Regions from separate parts of the Homo sapiens genome. Here region 1 is linked to region 2. Evidence: read pairs that join two places in POLR2A ChIA-PET (ENCODE). Cell type or tissue: IMR-90. All regions are shown on one strand. Each heading gives the region's core, and the rest is flanking DNA. Links, peaks and the distances in the headings are about the cores only.

Region 1 (4,382 bases), core at 155-4,154, 80 kb after region 2:
TAGGAATTGGTGGAGGTGGGATTTGAACCTTGGCAGTCTGGCTCTAAGAGCCCACGCTGGAGTCAGGGTGTAAGCTGGCTCCTCTCTGTAGGGATGGAGTGGGGTGGGATGAAGGGCTGGAGCCTCTGAGCAGCTGAAGGCCTTGGGGTCTGGGCCCAGGCTGGGTCTGGGGCATTTCCAGACTGAGGCCCCAGCTTGAGCCCCCACCCTGGTCTCCACCAGCTGCTCCCAGGCCCAGCCCAGGCCAGGCAGCTGGGGCTTCCCAGGCAGGGCCCCCAGGGATAATGACTCACGGATCAAGGTCAACACTCACAGATCTACTTTTCCCCACCTACAGCCCCCAGGAAGTCCCCCAGAAGGGCAGGTGCACCCAGCACCTGGCACCCAGCAGGGCCCTGGGCATCATGTATAGTGGGCAGCAGAGCTTCCATTTCACCGGGGGAAACTGAGGCTCAGAGAGGGCCATCACCTGTCTGCAGAAACAGGGAGGGTGGGGCCAGGGCTCCAAAGCCTTGCTCTGTCCCCAGGCCCCACCCCCGGCCTGTGCAGAATGGGAAATCTGTCTCAGATTCCAGCCTGATTCCCACATCAAGGATTAGCAGCTGCAGGCTTCTCCATCCCCTGAGCCAGGAAAGAACTTTTAATCCAAAAACAAGATAGGTTTCTACAAAGGCTGTGGCCTCCCTGGGGGACTCGGAAACCCAAATTCTTCTCCCTGTCATCAGAGGAGGCTTCACAAGCCACCACAGCAGACCTCCACCTGCCACAGGGGCTCCTCCACAGCATGCAGCGGGAGTGGCTGCCCAGCCTCTTCTTGAACACCCCCAATGATGTGAAGCTCACTACCTTTCAAGGCTCCCCATTCCTTGTTTTTTCTTTAAGCTTCCCCATTCCATCATGGAACCCCACTGACCTAAGGAAACTCTCCCTTGGACATTACTTCCCTGTCACTTTTCATACTGGCCTCGGTTCCTTGTGCCACACAGACTAAGGCCTCCATTCAAATGTTTATCTGGCCTGTCCTCCTAGTAGGGGAAGTTTTCACAATGTCTTTTGTGGGTGGAAGTAGCCTCTGCTTACCCGCTTTATCTCTACCCACTGATTCATATATTCACACATCCACACACCTTCCTCTCCAATGAATCATCCATGGATTCATTAATCCATTCACATATCCATCTATCATCTTCCTTCCTATCATCCATTCATTTATCCCCTCATCCACCCATCCATCCATCTGTTCCCTCACCCGCACATACACCCATCCATCACTCCATCCATCCATCCATCCATCCATCCATCCATCCATCCATCCATCCACCCATTTATCCACCCACCCATCCACTCATCCACCCATCTGTCCATCCATCCACCCATCCATCCATCTGTCCATCCATTCACCCATCCACATATCATACGTTGTCTGCATATCATTGTAAATTTGAATTCATTGCAAATGAGCCTTAATTCATCCATCCATCCACCCATCCACCCACCCATCCATCCATCCACCCATCTGTCCATCATCCATCCACCCATCCGTCCATCATCCATCCACCCATCCGTCCATCCATCCACCCATCTATCCATCCATCTACCCCATCTGTCCATCCACCCACCCATCCACCCATCTGTCCATCCATTTGTCCATCCACCCATCCATCCACTCATCGGGGACATGTCACACTCTATCTGTCTTTGCCATCCTCGGGGGCTCATCCTTGAGAACAGGGCACTCCTTACTCATCTTTGACTCCTTTGTCCCTACACAAGCTACTTCCTCTTGCAGAGCCTCAGTTTGTCCCTTTGCAAAACAGGAATAAAAAATCTCTGCCCTCCAGGCTGTGATGAGGAATGAGTGATACCACAACTGTGTGACCCTGGGTATAAGACTTAACCTCTCAACATCACTGTCTGCAGGACAGCATGGCCAGTTCTTGAAGTGAGAGTTCATAATGGTTTCTGAAACAGAGAGTGCACTCAGTAAATACCAGCTGTCACCTAAAAAGCCCCTGGCACTGCCGGGCACGTGTTAGGTGCTCAGTGCTAGTTGCCCTGTAGGACACAAGGAGCCCCAGAAAGAGTGGGGGAAGCGAGGGCAGGTCTGCGTGGAAGCCTTCACCCCCTCAGCCATTCCATCTCCCCAGCCACAAGGCCAAAGCCGGGCTCTGCAGAGAACTGGCTCGCCCTCCAACCTCAGTCCAGTGACTCACACAGCCCGCTGGGGATGAAGTCACTGCCGCCCAGGCAAAGGGAAGGACACATTTGTTCCCTGGGAGATGCTGATGCCATTGTGAACTTGGCCTTTGAGGGCAGGGCACAGCTCAGGGACTGTGTGCACTTGAGGAAGGCAGCAGGCACAGTGGAGGGACAGTGTTGAAGGGGACCCTGCTTGGGGAAATGAGGACTGGAAGGGGTGCCCCCTACTCTGGAAGCTTAGTGAGGGTCAGTGAGCCTCTGTCTGGCCTCTAGGCCTTGCTGAATGTGTGCCCTCTCCTCGCCTGTTGAGATGTGTCTGCCTGTGGTCTTAGGGCCTTGAGACCCTCTAATTTCTGCCTCTGGCTTAAGGGGCAAGCCACTGTTCCACATCTCTCATCCACAAAATGGGCACACTATACTCGACTCCCGCCTGGGGAACTGCAGGTGACAGTATGAGACCTCTCCTTACTCACTGGGGGTCCGTGCAGCCTCTCCTATTCCACCCACTCTCCCATGCTGACCGTCACCCACAGGAGACCAGGGTGGGGTGGGCAAGGCCCTTTGCCATCTTCTCTCTGCATTGAGCTTCCTGACACCCCCAAGTGGCCCCCACTCCATCACAACACCCCTGAGCCCTCCCAGATCTCCAGGCCTGTCCACCCTGGGCCAGGAATTCTGCACATATTGCCCAGTTATTCTCCACATGCCCCAGTCTGCTCTGGGCCCGGGACTGCAGCTCCCAGGCTCCCACTGCCTCCTGGTTCCTGACGGGGTGGCCAGCAGCGGCCCTGGCAGGAGGTCAGGAGGTGGAGGAGAGAATGATAGGTCAGGGTACTCGTTGCCTCAGCTCTGTCCTCGCTTCCTGTGCCCCTCGGCAGCCACAGTCCTGATGGGTGGCTGTTTGCACCCAGGTCTCTCTCTTTCTGGTTCATGAAACTGTTCTCTCCCCCAACCCTCTGGCCCAGGGCTGGTTAGGGTTCCCCCCTTCTGCCAGCCCAGGTGTCCAGTTCCCTTAACCCCATCCCACCCTGCACACAGCCCCATCACGGGCCACACTGCAAGGGAGCTTGTGTAGTGACCCATGTTTCCTACCAGGACCCAATGCTCAAGGCTCAAACTCAGACGACACCTCCTCTAGGAAGCCAATTTTCCATTGGCTTGTTCCTTCACCCAGTCAACATTCATTAATTGGCTTACTCTGTGCCAGATATCACTTGAGGATTTGGTGAACAAAACTGTGGAGCCTGGTGGGGCTGGCCTTCCTTCTGTACCAAGGGAGCAAATGAAAACGATTTCCCACAGTGGGCTGTGCCATGAAGAAGGCGTATAAACTAGATCATTTCTCTGGATGATACACTTCCCTTCTCCAGGAGTCCATCCTTTTTTGCCCTGCATCCTCTCCGTTCCCTGAGCCTGGACTGCAGCCATTTCTTCCCTGCACTTGGATGACCTGTCTCTGCATCCCTCCCTCACTGCTCTGAGAGCTCACATGAGCAGGTGAGGAGATCTATGTAGCTTAGTTCTTTGCACAATCACCCTATGAAGTAGCAGTTATTATCTCCCCAGTTTTTTTTTTTTTTGTTTGTTTTTTTTTTTACCAATTAATAAACTGAGGTTCAGATGCTGAGGTTAGTTACTCAGGATGATATATAAACCCAGCTCTGCCTATCTGACTCTAAAGCTAAAGCTCTGGAGGCTGAAAACAAAATAAATCACTTGTCATTTATATCTGCAGTCTTCCAATGGTGCCCAGAGCCATGCAAGGCGCAGGAAGGCACATACACCGAGTTGGCCGAACTTCAAAACCCTGGATCCCCCTTCTCAAGAAGCATTGGCCTTTTGAGGATGGGTGCTGGAATGCCCGTTTTCCAAATGGAAAAATGAAAGTCCAGGGTGCTGAGAGCGTTGGGTCTTGGAGGACAGTAGTGGGCTCCCAGCCTCCCAGGCAGCTGGCATCCTGAGTTCCACCATCTTGTCTCGGGCCTAGGATGGCCACTAATATCCAGTGCGCAGGCAGGGGCTGGGCACTCACTTCAGGGCAGGAGCTGGGAAAGAAGGCAGAGAAGAGCTTCCGCAAGTCCATCTTATGGAGCACAAAGGGCCAGCGTCCAAGTTGCCAGACTTGGCCTGCAGGGCCTCACTTTACTTGCTGTGCAGAAAAGAGACCGCAAGGGGGCAATGGC
Region 2 (4,382 bases), core at 97-4,096:
GTACCCTCCACATTTGTGTGTTGAAGCCCTGGCCCCCACCTCAGCACGGGACTGTGTTTTGGAAACAGGGTCTTTGTGGACACTGGGGTGTCCTGATCCAGCCTGACTGGTGTCTTTGTAGGCAGAGATGAGGCCACGGACGCGCACAGAGGGAGCAGCATGCGAGGACCCGAGGAGGAGAAGACCACCTGCAGGCCAAGGAGAGGGGCCATGGGGGAACCCACCCTGCCTACGCCCTGATCCCCGACTTCCAGCCTCCAGAATTGTGTGACAATAAATGTCTGTTGTCGAAGGCCCCTGTGTGTGGTGTGTGTCACGGCGAATTTGGAAACTCATACATTGCTGTATATACATTTTCTCTAAATCTTAAAAGCAGTCTACAAAGAGGAATCATCGACTCCCCTTTTTCAGGTGAGGAGACTGAGGCCTACAGGGGGTGCCAGGATGACCCAGGTAGGAAGTAGGTGAGTCAGAGTTCAAGCCCAAGTGGTGGGACCCTGAGACCCAGTGGTCCCCTCCGCCTCACCACCTCCTGTCCCTGCAATGTGCACACATTTCTCTGACATCTCCAAGCACCATGGGGGAGCAGTGCCCCTGGTGGGGCCATGCGGGGCGGGCTGACGAGCTCATCCCGACTCGGAACTCGCAAGCCTTTTCACTGTGTGCAGACGCTGGTTTCCGCTGCAGGTGGCTTCTCAGTGTAGGACGAGCAGGGAAGGGAGCGAGTTATGTCACAGTTTCCAACACAACATCCAGTCACCCTGCCAGGTGCCCTGTCCCTGTCAGATCACTCAACCCTGGGCTAGAAGGACCCTGAAAGACCCTCTGCTCCCACGGGCCGGGGTGGAGGTCCCACTAGATGGGCACAGCAGAGAGATGGGCACACAGACCCCACTCAGCTGCGGTGCCCCCTCCTGGTGCCTCCTTCAGACCTCCTTCAGACCCAGGGCAGTGGGTCCAGCCCTGTTCTGCTCTGCTTCTGTCTCTGCTGCTCCTCACGAGGCCTGCAGGACCCCAGTGCCCAGTGCAGAATGTGACGTCTCCGGCTCCCGTGAAGCCTGGAGTGGGGGCCCCAGCAGGCGGCCTGGAGCAGAGGGCACAACCAGTGGCCCAGGTGGTAGGGAGTGACGGCCCTTTGCTGCCAATTCTGCCCTGAGCCAGGGCTGGGCTGCAGATCTTGGCACCTGCTTTCCAGCCTGCAGATTAGGACATGACTTCTGGCTCTGGCCTCCGGGGTCAGGCAGGGGATGCCCACCCCACTCCCCAGGAGCTGGGCCATGACAGAGGCGTCTTCCTGAGGAAGAGCCTGAATGAAGAGGGGGTCCCAGGGCCCTCTGTGGCTCTGCCCTCATCAGATTGAGAATCAGGGCAGGCTGCCCCTCCCTTCAAGGTCCCAGTTTCCCTATCAGTAACACGGTGGGCTGGACTCAATGCCTGCAAGCCCTCTGAGGAACACCACCCTTCGAGATTCTCCACATCATGAGAGTCTCCCAAGCCCCTCCCCTACAGCCCCCACCCACAGCAGCCTCCTTTGGACCTGGTGTGTGTGCCTTGGTAGGGGGCGAGGGGGAGAACAGGCAGATCTGAAAATCCTCCCATTCTATTGCTAAAGCTTTGAGCAGGGACTCGCAATAAACACTCACCAACCTAATCAACTGTACAAAGGAGCAAATGAGTCCCCATCTCAGACTTCAGGCCCCAGAGCCTCAGGTTGCAGGGGAGCGTTGGCCTCGCCGGGAAGCCCATCCCACACTGTCTGACCCCAGAGCTCACGCCTCTGCTCCAGGCCTGTGCACCTCCCTCCTGTCTGACCCCAGAGCCCACGCCTCTGCTCCAGGCCTGTGCACCTCCCTCCGGCTCGCCTCGTCTTTGCAGCCCGAGGGCACATCACACACGCCCGGGACTGGAAGCACTTCAGTCAGGCGCCAAATCTGTGCTTCCAGGCACAGATCACAGGGAACAACGGCTGGTCCTTAAAGAGATGCAGCCGGGCCTCCGCTCCTAAGAGGAGGATTCAAAACAATCTCATCACCCTAAGTTCACAGAAGCACAGAGACAGACAAGCAGTTTCCCTGCAGGTCCCTGGAGCTGAAGCAGGAAGCCCCTTGGTGGCCCACAGGCTGCTGCTGAGCTGCTGGGAGGCACCGTCAGGGAGGGGAGTGTGGGACCCTCACTGTGCTGCCCCCGACCCAGGATGGAGGAGCAATGTTCACCTCAAGTCTGAAGGAATTCCACCCTTCACCAAGCCCTTTCTAACCTGGCCTGAAACCACTGTGAGCAGGCAGAGCAGGGCATCCTTCCCTGATGGTTGGGGGTGAGTGAGGGCCCAGGCCTGCCTGAGAACTTGAGAGGGGCCTTTGTTCCCAGTTGGCCGCGGTGTGGGGCAGAGGGGGTTGGGGAAAGAGATCAGGCGGCAGCCACTGAACTCAGAATGGGCAGGAGATGGGAGTGCCTGGCGCTGGTAGTTCAGGGTGGCTTTGGGCCCCGGGGCAGGGTATCTTTGGGGATAGGATTGCAATGGTGGTGGCCTGGGGCAGACTTTCTGGGCCTGTGGCAGCCCAGGATTCCGCTCTGGGCACTCCTGGGTTCCTGGCTGCCCTGGGTCAGCAGGTCCAGAACATGCTTGGGAGTGGCCGGGCCTCCCTCTCCAGGAAGGGAAGGCCTGACAGTCACCCACAGTCTTCCCTTCCATCCTGGAGCCAGGGTCCTGGGGGTCATCAGTTTAATCCCTCCCCCGACTCAAACGCCCCCATTCAATCTGTCACCGGGTCCTGTCCAGTCTATTGAATAGCATCAGCTTGTGCAATGTGGCAGCCCTTCCACACTCCAAAAAAAAAAAAAAAAATCAAACCCAACTTCAAACCACCCCAAAAAAAAGAAATGGCTGGGCCATCCTACTGCAACCAGTGTGGCACCACAGGATTCTTCAGCAAACGTGGACAAAAGTGAGCACAGTGTGGAATTTTCCACATAGCTATGAACCCATTTGAGCCAGAGGACATCACCTCTTGATGGCCCCAATCAGCAACTACGCAGTGCAGTATTAGACCCTAAAAAAGTGGCTTTTCTGAGTTTATCTGAACTGATAAATAAAAATACAATTTAAGTGAAAATACCCAGTATTGACAAGTACATGCAGCCATGGGCACTCTAGGACTCTGCTGCTAGGAGTATAAATCAGGACAGGAAGTTATCGAACTTAAATGATGTGGACGCTTGACTATTTTCTGGCTGAACTCGTAAAGATGTTTTGCTCTACAGCAACACTCTGGGCTCTCAGCCCCACCTTCCTGATTAGGACTCAGCTCTACCCAGTTTCTTCCTGGGGCAGGAAGAACTATCCTATGTCAACCTTTCCCTTTCTAGGGCAGAAACACAGATACCTTAGTGACAGAGCTTGGCTATAAAGTGATGGTCACATTTTACCAGCATACATGAGTCTCTAGGTGGGACTTTTGGGTTAGAGAACAGCCAGACTGGCTCCTATATCCCTGCCCCGACCTCTTGAGCTCAGCTGCTGGACATCTCACCACCCACTGTAGCTGCCTTGGGGATGCTTCTCCCAAAAACCCAGCCCATTGAACAGGACTGGTGAACACACCAGTGTGAGTCCTTAACTGCGCCTCTGAATTTATTATCTCTCTCAGACACCTGGGCTACATGCAGACCAAGGAATGGGCCGAGGCACCTCTTCCAAGTCCCTGAATATTCCTGGCAGTTCAGAGTCTCTGGAACATCCTATGAGCGTTAGGTGGCTGCCGCCCAGCCCCTTTCCATAGATTTGTGCAAAGGAAATAAGACCAATGTGTGCAGCAGTACATACGAGGATGTCCACAGCAGTGTTGTTTCTGATTATAAACATCTGGAAATAACCTAAATGAGCATCGACAAGGGGATGACTGAAATTAATTCTGTATCCACACACTGGAAATAACATCAAAATGGGGTAAAGATCTAGTTTGATGGCTGTTCTTATGAAAAAGCCTTGGGGATTTTTTGTGGACTATAAGATGAATGTGAGCTGATGTCATGATGTGGCCGAGAAGCCAGTCACCAACATGAATAAAAAGCCAGGAGCAAAAATAGCCCTGCTGCCCGCCACAGTTCTCAGACACAGCAGAAGACAGTGTCTGGGGGCTGCACAGACAGTCCAGAGCCTGAGGGCAGGGACAGCAGACCTGGGACACCTGCATGCCCTACCCACTCCTCCCTGGCAGACATTGCTAATTGATCACAGACTCCCTCCTAAAGAGCTTGGATGAAGCCTCAGCCTCCTTCCAACACAGCACTCCATACAACTGATCCCAGCTAGCATGTGAGATGGACTCTATTTGCCAAGGCCAAATAACAGTATGCCAGGAAGCAGTATAACAGTATGCTCC

What was found. ChIA-PET counts read pairs that join two places held together with the same protein. Peaks named below come from ENCODE experiments on the same cell type or tissue, not always from the same donor. Only the 100,000 strongest peaks of a DNase experiment are listed, where the experiment ranks them.
Region 1: POLR2A ChIA-PET joins it to region 2 with 6 read pairs; 4 of 35 experiments call an interaction of 5 or more read pairs at or near these places.

The regions. Positions count from the first base shown.
Region 1 is chr3:13,023,100-13,027,481 of GRCh38, forward strand. The region is part of intron 1 of IQSEC1 (IQ motif and Sec7 domain ArfGEF 1); the gene reads right to left. Among named protein-coding and RNA genes, the nearest start is that of IQSEC1, 48 kb to the right of the region's middle. RefSeq lists enhancers at 248-347, 3,714-4,215, 4,216-4,382 and a silencer at 1,970-2,099. In IMR-90, for the core only: no CTCF peak of the experiment used is centred there; a DNase peak (open chromatin) is centred at 2,222.
Region 2 is chr3:12,942,703-12,947,084 of GRCh38, forward strand. All of the region lies in intron 1 of IQSEC1 (IQ motif and Sec7 domain ArfGEF 1), which reads right to left. It overlaps LOC105376956 (a long non-coding RNA gene), which reads left to right. Exons shown (of 5, transcript XR_940601.4): 5 at 122-190. Among named protein-coding and RNA genes, the nearest start is that of LINC02022, 60 kb to the left of the region's middle. RefSeq lists enhancers at 943-1,523, 1,655-2,340, 2,341-3,026, 4,381-4,382. In IMR-90, for the core only: no CTCF peak of the experiment used is centred there; no DNase peak of the experiment used is centred there.